Linked DNA regions of Mus musculus: regions 2 and 3 are each linked to region 1. Evidence: chromatin contacts called from ENCODE Hi-C or POLR2A ChIA-PET data. All regions are on one chromosome and are shown on one strand. Each heading gives the region's core, a stretch centred on a gene start or an enhancer-like site at or near the end of the contact. The rest is flanking DNA. Distances are from core to core; before and after follow the strand shown.

Region 1 (4,130 bases), core at 1,303-3,802:
GACGTGTCACCTGCTGACACAATGGTGCCCAGCAGCTGGTTGTTACCACTGTCTGCTACATAGGTGGAGAGCCAGGCTAGGACCAGGGCTAGAGTCAGCGCCACCACGCCTGCTACCACCATCACCTCGTTACCCACACCCTCAATGAGGGTGACATCAGAGAGCTCCATGGCCTGGCTGCTGACTGGGTCCACGCTGCAGGAACAAAGGGGGATAGCATTAGGAGGGCCTGAGGGCTTATAGTCAGGTTTCTACTTTGTTTAGGTTCTGAGGCAGGCTGGGGTTAAAAAAAAAAGAAAAAAAAAAAAAAGGAAAAAAGGATGGGGGCTTGGTGTTGTGTAGGAAGGGCAGCCAGCCAATTTCCTAACAGTAGTAGACCCTCAATCTCAAGCTAAGGACTGACTTACCCTTGGCCCCTCTGCCTTTACCGTGAAACTCTAGCTTTCAGATTCTGTGCTCATAAGAAGCATGGGTCACCAGAAAAGCCTCATAACCTTGTTACCAGCTGCTGATTGCTCACTTGTTTGTTTTTGTATTTGGAGAATAATGGAGAAGGAACATTTGCTGCTTCTCTTCAAGACAGGGTTTCTCTGTGTAGCCCTAGCTGTCTTGGAACTACCGCTCTATAGACCAGGCTGGCTTCAAAATCACTTGCCCCTATCGGAGTATTGGGCCTAAAGGCCACCACTGCCCGGCTTACATTTTGCTTCTTTAAGCTTGGAGTTTCTCTAGGATTCCTAACACATGACCAAGCACATCTGCATGCACCCAGCAGCCTCAGTGGTAGCTTCAGATTAGAAAGACTCTTTAATGGGCATTGTGCGGCCACCCTTGCCAGATTTCCTTTGGATTACATCTCATTCATGGCCACACACCCATTCATGCCCACACACCCATTCATGCCCAGATGTCAAGAGCCAAATACATAAATATACTCTGATCTATCAAGGATAGGATCAGATCACTTCAAATGGACAAATGTACTGGGACTATCAGCAGACATGTTTGTCTATTAAACTGTTCTGGCAAATTCTGGGGAGCCACATAGGACAGTCACCAGAAACACTACACGCTTTAGTCTCCATAGGCTTGGCTTTATAACTGCAAAACCGCTGTTCTACATGCCCTGGTTATCCCAGAACTTGGGAAATAAAGGAACTAAGGATACAAGGTTCAAGACAAGTCTCCACTACTTAGCAAGTTCAAGGCTGCCTAAGGCTACACGAGACAGCTTCAAGAAAACCATTGCCCAAGTAGAAATTATTTGGAAATACTTCCCAACGGTTCCCACTATCCTTCTTTCAATCTGTCTTGTGCTATGAAGGTTTTCCCTCTCTGCGGCTTCTGAGAAAGCATTGGAGGCTCTCTGCATATTCCTCGGAGTACCGTCTCTTTTCCTTGGAGAATCTACGTTCACAGCTGTCTCTGGGCAAATCCATCTGGTGATTATCATCATCAGACTACTCTCACAGCACCCACAAAACATCATTACACTCATAACCTGTCCATTTCTTCATTGACTCCTGGAAGATAAGAACCGAGGGTAGTTCTCTTTGTTTGAAGCTCTTAATGCAATGTCACAGTAGCTGCTCAAGGAATATTTGTAGAACACACCAACACTCTCAGAAGCGTTTCCACAGCCTTATTTACACAGATTGGCCCTGGAGTCAGGGAAGCGATTCTGGGTCACTGTCTAGCCCCTCTTCTAGCTATGCAATGTCCAGCAACGTTCTCAAAGCCTCAGCTTTCTCAACAGTAAAGTGGGGTTTAAAATGGTTACCTACCTCATAAGGTTGTTTTGAAGAAGACGTGAAATCATCGAAGCAAAAATAATTAACACTGTTCAATAAACAAATGATAGCAATTACGTCTCACTCCCATAACTAACCCCTGTTGGTCAGGTTAGTGTCAGGAACCGTGATGTACACAAAAGGAAACTGTGGCAAAGACAGATGGAAGCGGAGGACACAAGGAACTGCCGCGGGCAGGGGCCAGATAGGGGACCTGCATCTGTCTGACCAAGGCCTCGGCTTTCTCCTCAGCCTGTGGACGATCCTGACCGCACTGTGGGGAGTCGTCCCCGACCGTGCTTTTTTCTGGGGTGAAGGTTCTGCGTCTGAAAGGTCCTATTCCCTTGGCAGTGGAGTCCATCAGCACCCCCCACCCCACCCCCGAGCCGAGGAGCTTCCGGGTTTCGGTCGCAGTGCCCAAGCCCGACTCTCCGGGACAGTGATGGTTTAGGGTCAGGTGAAGAAGCGAGGGTCGGGAGGTAGGGGGGTCACAAACCATCCACACCCCTCAAACTTCGGGGCGGGGCAGAGGAGAGGGGGCGGAGCTTGAGGACGCGAGGAGTCATGGGAGATTAAAGGGGGTTTGGATGGTTACTGTGCCTCGATGGGGAAGGAAAGCCTCACCTGACAAAGCCAGGATAAATGTTTTGACTTCGCCAGGACAGTCTTTGTAGTTCTCTTTCCGTAGGGGTCAGGGGAGGGGCTGGCAACTCAGGATTCTGTCCAGGGTCCGATCTCTTCCGGCTTTTCTCGGAAGCTGTTAACATCCAGGACAGGAAGTCCCGCCTCCCCGCCTTGTACTGATGACGCAAAGCTACGTAAGGCGGACTGACGTAAACGTAATCTTTAAATAAAAGGGCCAGGTTGCGCCGCGGCAGAAGGGGAGGAGTCATTGTTGGCGGGATTTCGGACCTCCGGCAGTAAGACCACGCCCATTAGGCGTGGCCTCGGACCTCCTGGAGGTCGGAGGCGGGGCCAAAAGAGAAGAGGCGGGGGAAGGTGTTTGTGGGGGGCGTGGTTTCATGCTTAGACGATTGCCCTGGCAAGCTCTCCTGGTCCACCCGCCGCTAGGTTTCCTTCTTTCCCGCCTGGTTTTTCCTTCCGGTTTGGTTCTCTAGCTCCAGAGCTAATGAGATTCATTACTGCTTCGCCAATGCACACCAGGCTCCAAGGTTGGGAGCGGTAAAGTCTGCTATTTTTGACTTCTAAGACAGTTGTTCCTCGAGGAGATGGGCAAGAATACAAATTAAAGTCTTAAGTACTTGAAGATTTCTACCTCGTATAGCTTTAATAAATGAAGCGGGAAGGCATTTTAAAGAGATACAAATACAGTGCCCTCAGCCGGGCAGTGGTGGCACACGCATTTAATCCCAGCACTTGGGAGGCAGAGGCAGGCTGATTTCTGAGTTCGAGGCCAGCCGGGTCTACAAGTAGTGAGTTCCAGGACAGCCAGGGCTATACAGAGAAACCCTGTCTCGAAAAACAAACAAACAAACAAAAAACAAATAGAGTGCCTTCTTAAGAAAGGATTTTTTTTCTTTTACTTGTTTCTATGTGTATGCCGCGTGTGTGGGTACTTGCAGAGCCCAGAAGAGGGCATTGGATCTCCATGAGCTAGGGTTACAAGAGGTTGTAAATCGCCAGTCTTGAGTGCTGGGGAGAGAACTCAGGTCTTCTGGCAAGAAGAACAAGTGCTCTTAACCATTGAACCATCTCTCCAAGTCTATCACCCTGGATTAGTTTTTCCTTTTTTTTTTTTTTTTTTTGGTTTTGTTTGATTGTTGATTCACTATGTAGAAGAGCAAGCAGCCTTTCTCAACCTTTGAGTCTAACGACTCATTCAGAGGTCGCATATCGGATTTTATATTAGTATTCATAAGAGTAGCAAAATTACAGTTGTGAAGTAGCACCAAAAATAACTTTACAGAGAACCAGTGTAGTGGATGATCTTTCCCATCTGGGCACCACCATGAGATTAACCCAGTGTTTTGATGGTCTTGGTCACTTTAAGAAATGTATTACATTTTATTTATTGATTGAGTATATGTAGATGTGTGCACTACAGCCCAAACGTGGCGGTCAGAGGACAGCTTGTGGGACTTGATTCTCCTTCTACCCTGGGGGTCCCAGGGGTTGAACTGATGTCACCAGCCTTTGTGGCAACTGCCCCTCCCCATACCATCTCACTGGCCCCTCCTTAATCATTTTTCTTTCTTTCTTTCTTTTTCTTTTCTTTTCTTTTCTTTTTTTTTTTTTGGTTTTTTTCGAGACAGGGTTTCTCTGTGTAGCCCTGGTTATCCTGGAACTCACTCTGTATACCAGGCTGGCCTCCAACTCAGA
Region 2 (4,234 bases), core at 1,516-4,015, 36 kb after region 1:
GGAAGGCCTTTATAATTAAAGACATGACAGTTAGAATTAGGGAGTTAGTTTGGTTTTTGTTTGTTTTCTTTCTTTTTCTTCTTTTCTTTTGAGACAGGATCTCATGATGCCCAGAACAGCTCTGAATTCTCTATGCGGCCGAGGACCTTGAACTTATGATGCCTCTGCCTCCATCTAGCAAATGCTGGAATCACAGGTGACCTCAGGTACCTGGTTTTATTGAGAGCGTGAGCATTTAGGTCAGGGCTCTAAGATAAGCAGGGACCTGGACCCACTTACTCACACTCTGGACTTTTTTTTTCTTTTGTTTGAGACAGGGTCTCTCTACATAGCCCTGGCTGTCCTAGAACTCAAGAGATTTGCCTGCCTCTAACTCCCGAGTGCTGCCTACATTAAAGGCATACACCACCACCACATCTAGCCTGTTTTATTTTTAAGACAGTTGAATACAGCCAGCAGCGGCAATGCAGGCCTTCAATCGCAGGACTCTGGGAGGCAGAGACTGGTAAACATCTGTGAGCTCCAGGCTAGTCAAGTCTACAGAGCGAGTTCCAGAACAGCAAGGGCTACACAGAGAAACCGTGTGCCGGAAACATACTGCAAACAAAGACAGATGAATATGCTGTTGTTGCTGAGACAGAGTCTCTCTATGTAGCCCCACGCCAGCCTTGGGTTCCTACCTTCCTGCTTCAGCCTCTTACGTACTGGAACTACAATACAAGCAAGTAGCACCAAGTTGGTCCTTGCTTACAATTATTTACACTTTTAGCCTGAGATAGATTAAAAAAAAAAAAAGAAAAGATGAAAGATATGTCCATTGAAAGCTGCCTGCTGGGACTGCTTCAAAGGTCCTGAACTTGGCTGTGTCTCCATCTCAGGGCATCTTTTGCTAGTCCAGGTCACCAACAGTTCCCTACCTCATCTTCAAAGTCCTCTTCCACAGAAAACAACTTCTGAAAACCACACGTCTGAAAAAGAAAACAAAGCACTTGAGACCGGAGGGAAACCACCGCCCGCAGCATCATCCTGTATTCACTACAACCTTTTCCCCAGCTCTAATGTGACCATCTCAAGTATACTGGGTTTCTGGTGTGTCTGGCTAGTACTGGAAGAGGGAAAAGAGAAGAAATTCGATTTAGCTAAAGACTTAAAAATACTCGAGCCGGGCGTGGTGGCGCATGCCTTTAATCCCAGCACGCAGAGGCAGGCGGATTTCTGAGTTCGAGGCCAACCTGGTCTACAGAGTGAGTTCCAGGATAGCCAGGGCTACACAGAGAAACCCTGCCTCGAAAAACCAAAAAAAAAAAAAAAAAAAACTTTCTTTAAAAAAAAAAAACCAAAAAAATACTTTCTTTAAAAAAAAAAACCAAAAAAAAAATATATATATATACACATATATACATATAATGCACACACACAGTTTATCTGAACTACTCCTAGAAAGGGGAGATAGTAAAAGAGAGGCGACTGCTAAGGGAGACAAAGGCAGGGTCAGCATAAGGGTCTCAAGTAGCCCAAGTTGGCCTCAAGTCATTATTATGTTGATAAAGGTAATTTTCAAATCTTATATAAAAAAAATGATTGATTTAGTGGGGGTGGGGTACACTACTGCATGGGTGTGAAGGTGAAAAGAACTTGAGGGAGTCGGCTTCTTCCACCCTATGGGTCCTAGGGATGTAACTGAGGCATCAGAGACAACCACCTTTTACCTGCTCAGCCACTTCCCCAGCCCCTGACCTTGAACTCCTGACCCTTTCCTTTCCCAAAGGATGGGATTACTTGCCTACACCACCTCTGGAAACAGGCCTGAGTATTCTGCAACAGAATCTCAAAGGTTGGTCCAACACAAGAAAGGACCCTGCCTGAAACCCTTGTTTCTGAGGATCAAGCCAGTGATTTCTTTCTACAGAGGACCAAAGCCAAAGGCAAAGTTGCCAAGAGTGTGGACTGCCCCAGTCTACGGTTCTTCTTCCTGGACAGCAGACTCAGACGAGTGTCACACCCACAGCCTGGGTTTTTGGTGGGGGATTGAGGGCGTGTGGCATGGTAGCTGCTGCCTTTAATTCCCAGAACGCCTAAGGCAGAACTTTGAGTTCGAGGCCAGCCTAATCTACATACTGAGTTACAGGATAGCCAGGGGCAGAAAGCCTGTTTCAAGGACCCACCCTCCTCCCAAAAAAATAAAAACAGAGGAGGAGGCGGAGGAGGAGAGGAAGGGAAGGAGGGAGAGGAGAGTTGAATGTTAGTCACCCCAAGATCACGAGGTTGGGGGCAAAGATTCCAAAAGCCAGTGACGTTTGGGCTCGCAGGGATTGATGACTATTTTTCTGTCTGTCTGTAGGTCTGTATGTCCGGGGGAGGTACCTTTCACAAGGTCTCCTGCGCGTTGCGCGCCCTTCCTACCTAGCCCCCAGGTCTGCAGACTACACTCAGTCTCTACCAGGCAGATCCCGTCCTAGCAGACTAGCGAGCCCGGAGCCCAACCCGGAGTCCGGCTTCCCCGGGGCTGGAACGCCTCCTCCCCAGAGCCCGGGCGGCTTAGACGCGGCATTACCATAACGACAGGCCGTGGGCTCGGGCCGGCGGGTCGGCCCGGCCGTGTCAGACTCAAGGGTTCACCTCCAACTCGACCCAGACGTAGAGTAGGGAACTATGTCCGGTCGCATTCCCAGAGCAAGGTCCAAGAGAAGCGTCTTTAAGACCGCAGCGGAAACTGAGAGAGGGGCGCCTAAGAACGTGCACCCAGAGCGGCTTTCAAAGCCGCCGCCAAAACAATAGCTCCGCCCCCTTAAAGGGAAGGCACCAATTTTTATCCTGCCGACACAAAGTCCTTCTTCCTCGGGCCTTCCGCCGCAGCCTTAAAGGGAAAATCAAAGGTCTCTCGGTCGCCCCCAAGCGGTCCCTCTAGTCCAGCCGGCTGCCACGTTCTGGTTGAAAGGGAGCTTGGAGAAATCTTATACACTTTATTCTCCCTTCTTTTTTTTTTTTTTTTTTTTTTTTTTTTGTTGAGCACACTGGTGATTTGAGAGTGACTTCATCCTCACCAGAACGCAGCCGATCGTGTAGCCCAGGCTGCCCTCTAACTCACTTTGTAGCCGAAAATAACCTTAACTCCATATTGTTCTTCCTCTACCTCCCAAACGCTGGGGTGGCTGGTTTTATGTGGTGCTAGGGATGGAACCGGGGAGGGCGGCGGGGGGGGGGGGGGGGTTCACACTTTGTAGGCCAAGCTGATTGGTAGAGACAGGAAAAGGTAGAGAGCCTCATGCGCCATCATCCTCTGGTGAATGAGGAGGGATTGAACGATTTTGGGCCTTGCACGTGCTAAGCAAATGTTCAACACTAAGCTAATAATACGCCCAGCCCTAAAGAGTTTCTACGACAGAAAAATGTGTGCCTTCTTTGCATGTTAGAAAAATAGGCCTGAAAGCTGGGAGTGCATTCCAATGGTCAACATTGTACTAAGCGTCTTCAAGACTCTGGTCCCAGCTACCATACATACATACACTGCAGAAAAAACGAACAAACAAAAACATAAACAAAATTACTTTGGAGGCCATGCAGGGACTGGAAGGTAAGGCCTGGCTCAAGCATATAAGGCAAGTAAGACTGAATGAAGAGATCCGGGAAAGACAGGGTGTGTCTTTTCCTCAGAGCACAGTAGCCGTCTGAGCCATAGAAATATGACTAAATTGGTGGATTCTTCCTCAGAACAAGGCACATGTGTACAAACACATGATGCTTTGCACATAATTATAGGGGGGTTGTCTTCCTGAAGCCTCTAGTCAAGAACTCAGTCCCAGACAGGTGGTGGTGGCCCACGCCTTTAATCCCAGCACAGAAGGAGGCGGATTTCTGAGTTCAAGGCCAGCCTGGTCTACAGAGTTAGTTCCAGGAGAGCCAGGGGTACACAGAGAAACCCTGTCAAAAAAAAAAAAAAAAAAACCAAAAAAAAAACAAAAAACAAAACAAAAAAAAAACCCTCAGTCCCCTGGAATTCTAGGAAGCAAAATGGTATAGCAGTTAAACTGTAGATGCTGAAGTCTCGATAGCTGGGTCATAGGCTCTCAACTCTACCTCCTCTTTGCTATGTGAGCATGTGAGCTTGGTCAGGGTCATACCTGGAATCACATAGTACTCCAGGACTCTTGGCTGTTATCATTCCAGGTTAAACAAAATTAACAGTGCTGGGACCCTCCCCCTATACTGAGCTTGTCATCCTGCTCTGTCTGAG
Region 3 (4,148 bases), core at 878-3,377, 55 kb after region 1:
TTCATAACCGTTCTTTAGCAGACTTGCATCCTAAATGATCACTCCAGATTTTGGAGGAGACTGAGAGGGATTCGGGGAGGGTATCAGTTGCCAGGATACAGCTACAGTATTTCAGGTAAGGTGTGAATTTGGCTAGGATGGAGGTGTGAAGATGGAGACAGTGGGTGTGGGACCGAGTCATGAGGTACTTTATAGGAAAAACCTTTACCGTCTACTTCAGCACCATTTATGCATGTGTTTTATTTTAAACGAGGTTGTGGGCTGGAGAGATGGCTCAGCGGTTAAGAGCGCCGACTGCTCTTCTGAAGGTCGTGAGTTCAAATCCCAGCAACCACATGATGGCTCATAACCATCCGTAATGAGATCTGATGCCCTCTTCTGGGGTATCTGAAGACAGCTACAGTGTACTTACATATAATAAATAAATATTAAAAAATAAAATAAACGAGGTTGTTTCAGATTTCAGGGGGTATAGAAGAAGACAACAAAGAGAGTAAACATTGCTGGGCATGGTGTCACACGCCTTTAATCCTAGCAATTGGGAGGCAGAGGCAGGTGGATCTCTATGAGGCCAGCCTGGTCTACAAATTGAGTTCAGGACAGCTAGGGCTGGCTACACTGAGAAACTCTGTCTTGAAAATAAGTAAACAAAACAACAAAACAAGAAGGAGGGGGAGGGGGAGGAGAAGGAAGAGGAAGAAGAGGAGGGAGGAGGAGGAGGAAGAAGGAGAGGAGAAGAAGAAAAGAAGGAAGAAGGAGAAGGAGAAGAAAAGAAAAAAGAAAGAAAACGTTTGGTTTATATAACCTAGATTTTTCAGGCATACAGAGTCAGACTCATGAACGTTTGTATAAAGTATTGGAACTAATGGATATTTTGTTTTGTTTGTTTGTTTGTTTTTTCCAGACAGGGTTTCTCAGTATGGCTGTCCTGGAACTCACTCTGTAGACCAGGCTGGTCTTAAACTCAGAGATCTGCCTGCCTCTGCCTCCCAAGTGCTGGGATTAAAGCCGTATGTCAAGGCAATAAACAAAGTCTAAGAGCTTGTCAGGATGACCAAGATACCTGAGCCTACTTCCCTGTCCTAGCCCAAAATCACATTCTTGCCTGAAATCTACTTCTTTGTTCCACCCTAAAATTAGATTCCTACCTGAACTTACTCCCTTGTCATGGCCCAATGTCAGATTCCTGCCTGAATCTCATTTTCTTGTCCTTGACCAATGTCAGATTCCTGTCAAACGCCCCAAAAGCCGCTTTTACACCCCCCACATATGTATAATTTTGAGCATCTGTATGATAACTTACTAAATAGATGTCTCCTAGTTTATTTGCAGATACCTACCTGATGGATATTTATTTAGGTTGTTTCTGACATCTCATATAACAAACAATCTCTTCCTATACTCATTTTGGAGCACAATATTTTCTTAGAATACATTTTTTGCTAGGAAAATTGCTAGGTCATTGACAAAACAATGTAGGTTTAATGATACAGTCATGTTCAGTTCCACTGACGTGGTAGTAGTATGTGTGGTATCAAAGTTGGGGACCAGCGGACTTTTAGGTTCTTGGTCTGTTCCTTTGAAGGCCAGGGACAGTTACAACCTATGCTGGCTTTCTCCAAGGAGTTTCTTTTAACAAGATGCAGCGCTGTGCCATATTAGCACGGTGGGTTAGAGACTTGTCCAAGCTAATCTTTCAGCTTTGACGCGCCTGCAGGGGCTTCCACTTCCAAGGCAGCCCCTAGGATTCCACCCCCCTCTACCCTCCCCCTAACGAGGGAAGGGCGTGTTAGGGAACAGCTCAGGCGGGCAAAGATTGCACCATCCGCCGTTTGAAAAGGAAGTCGAAAAAGCACAGAGAACAAAATCGTAAATCCCACACATCCAGCCCCTGCAGCAGCCGGGGTCCGGGTTCTACTCAGTTCATTACTTGGCGAAGAGATCGGGATCCCTTCTCTGCCACCTCCACCCCAGCCTAACCTTGGGCTGGGCATTGGCCCTTTAAGAAGCTGTCACGGTGGCGCTATTGGTCCCGCCCATCTGAGGGGAGGGCCGAATGGGAGGGGAGGGTTCTCGGTTGAAGCCCGAAAAAGGGGGGGTCTGAGCCTATTTTTAGCTCGGGGTCGGGTCACGTGACGAGAGTGACGTCTCCGAATGTTGTTGTTGGTGGCGGCGGCGAGCGGAGCCGGAGGAGCCGCCGCAAAGATGGAGGAGCCGTCGAGGAGGCGCTGCCGCTGCTGTTGCCGCCGCTGCTGCCGCCGCCGCCCGCGAAGCCGGAGCTCGAGCCGCAGCGGGTGAGCGCGCCGCACCCGCCAGGACCCCACCTCCCACGGCCCCGGGACGCCCCGCAGCGTCCCGTCCTCCCGCCGTCGCTGCCCGCGGGCTCCCCGCGACCCTGTCCTTCCTCCCGGCGCGCGCGCCGAGCCAGCCCGCACCCCCAGGGAGCGTCGCTGGGCCCGGGGAGTGTCGCCTTTGGCTCGCCGCGCGCGCCCCTCCTCATCCCTCCCTTGCAGGGCTCCTTCTCTGCAGGTAAGGGAGGGGCCGATTTTCCCGCACCCCGCACCCCGCGCCCCCAAATGTCCCGCAGACCGGCCGGGGATGTCTGATTTGTCTCCTCCCCGGCGGCTCATAATCCGTTGCAACTGCGATTTGAGCCTTGCAACCCGCATTCTGGGCAGACCCTCTCTTCACTAGACACCCCTTTCTTGTTACTCTGAGGTGAGGGGCGCAGCCCACCCACAGTGCTTCTCCAAGTGGCGAAGAACATACCCTTGATTTTATGTCCTTGACGTCCCTGCAGGTGGAAGAGGACTGCGGGGCCCATCTTACTTGTCTGTGCTATTCACCCCCTCGCCTGTGAGGCGTTACTGCGTTTATTACCACCCTCTTCTGTCTGACACCCTGGAGCTCGGGAAAGAGCTGGGAGATGAATTGGTGATCTTTCTTGGCTAGGGCAGATCTCCCCACCCCACTCCCGCGCCCAGTTTTCATCTTGGGTTTGTTTCTCATGGGGCAGAGGTTCTAATAGTGCCTTGTTAACTTGGGGGAGTCGGCTTCCCCCCTCCCCACCCATCCCTGGGGCCCTCAGGAAGATGAGAACTGGCTGGACGATAAGTAATTAATCTAAGAGCTGGGGGGGGGCGCGGGGAGTGTGTTTCATTTCGGGGAGAAGGTGACCACTTCATGTCCCTGCGTTTGGCCTTCTGAGATGAGCTTTGTCCCTGAAGAGGAAGGATAGCAGCTGCAGTTGCTTTTGGGGTGTGTGTGGTGTGTGTGTGTGTAGTGTGTGTAGTGTGTGTGTGTACCCATCACTCTGGTAGTGACCACTATGCTTCTGGGTCCTGGAATTAGCTTTGGATCTTGGGAATGGGAATGGAGAGAGGGGTTTAGGGATCAGTGGGAGGGGAAGATAGAGTTAGATCCTAGGAACAAAAGGAGGCAGGGATGGGAGATTGGTTTGGGCCAGAAGACCTCTGGCTAATCCTTACATTGGAACCTGTTGGCCCTCCACTTAGGTCCTAAGGTTGCAGGCAGGGAGGGTCTCCCAGGCTCTTATGCCCTCCACACTGGGACCCAAGAGCCCATGCTGGCTGTGGAGATGGGCTACGGATGAACCATGTTGTGGGCTCCTCATTCCAGTCTTCCCTTCTCTTTCCCTTCCTAAACAACAAAGCTTGAGGAGAACTTGGTCTGCCTCTTCCTTCTGAAGTCTTCCCTTTTCTCTCTTTCCTCTTAGACTTGGATCTGGACTAGATCTTGTTAAAGACTGGGAGCCCAAATTAAAGGCGCAGGCTCCCGGCACCTCCTGACACACTACTGCCAGGAGAGACAGGTCCCAGGTGGCACGTGTAGAAAATGTTCGCCCTCTTCCTCGGTGCATCCCCCAAGGATGGTGTAATCTGGAGTGAGGGGGGGGGGTAACAGTGTCACATGCACCACCCACCCCAAGTAGCTGCAGAGATAAGAGCTTTGCTTTCCGTTTCTTGGGGCTGGTAGCTTAGCTGTGTGCTTAGACACGGGACTTGGGAATGGGGGTCATTGTTGTTTTTGTATGGCGGAGGAGGGGGGGCAGCCTTAGGAGCTGGGGGTAATGCAGTCAGTGCCGAAGAACCAGCTGCTCTTCAATAATTAATTCTTCCTACTCACGT

Evidence for each region. A loop is a pair of places that touch in the nucleus more often than their neighbours do. ChIA-PET counts read pairs that join two places held with the same protein, here RNA polymerase II (POLR2A).
Region 2: a loop to region 1 is called in a map of heart, with 2.4 times the contacts of the local background. The contact joins the promoter of Hrob here to the promoter of Tmub2 in region 1. A Hi-C loop is called at or near these places in 2 of 37 maps with a recorded cell type or tissue (heart and v-Abl transformed pro-B cells). POLR2A ChIA-PET finds 5 or more read pairs at or near these places in 4 of 5 experiments (Patski and embryonic stem cell).
Region 3: POLR2A ChIA-PET joins it to region 1 with 20 read pairs in Patski. The contact joins the promoter of Hdac5 here to the promoter of Tmub2 in region 1. A Hi-C loop is called at or near these places in 2 of 37 maps with a recorded cell type or tissue (CH12.LX and v-Abl transformed pro-B cells). POLR2A ChIA-PET finds 5 or more read pairs at or near these places in 4 of 5 experiments (Patski and embryonic stem cell).

The regions. Positions count from the first base shown.
Region 1 is chr11:102,283,373-102,287,502 of GRCm38, reverse strand. Tmub2 (transmembrane and ubiquitin-like domain containing 2) reads right to left here and starts at 2,552. Exons shown (of 4, transcript NM_028076.4): 1 at 2,415-2,552; 2 at 1,785-1,839; 3 at 1-195. The coding sequence starts at 1,819.
Region 2 is chr11:102,247,413-102,251,646 of GRCm38, reverse strand. It overlaps Hrob (homologous recombination factor with OB-fold), which reads right to left and starts at 2,765. Exons shown (of 10, transcript NM_153544.3): 1 at 2,555-2,765; 2 at 918-968. The coding sequence starts at 2,557.
Region 3 is chr11:102,228,151-102,232,298 of GRCm38, reverse strand. Hdac5 (histone deacetylase 5) reads left to right here and starts at 2,127. Exons shown (of 27, transcript NM_010412.3): 1 at 2,127-2,294. Mir8101 (microRNA 8101) reads left to right here and starts at 2,149; the gene lies at 2,149-2,259.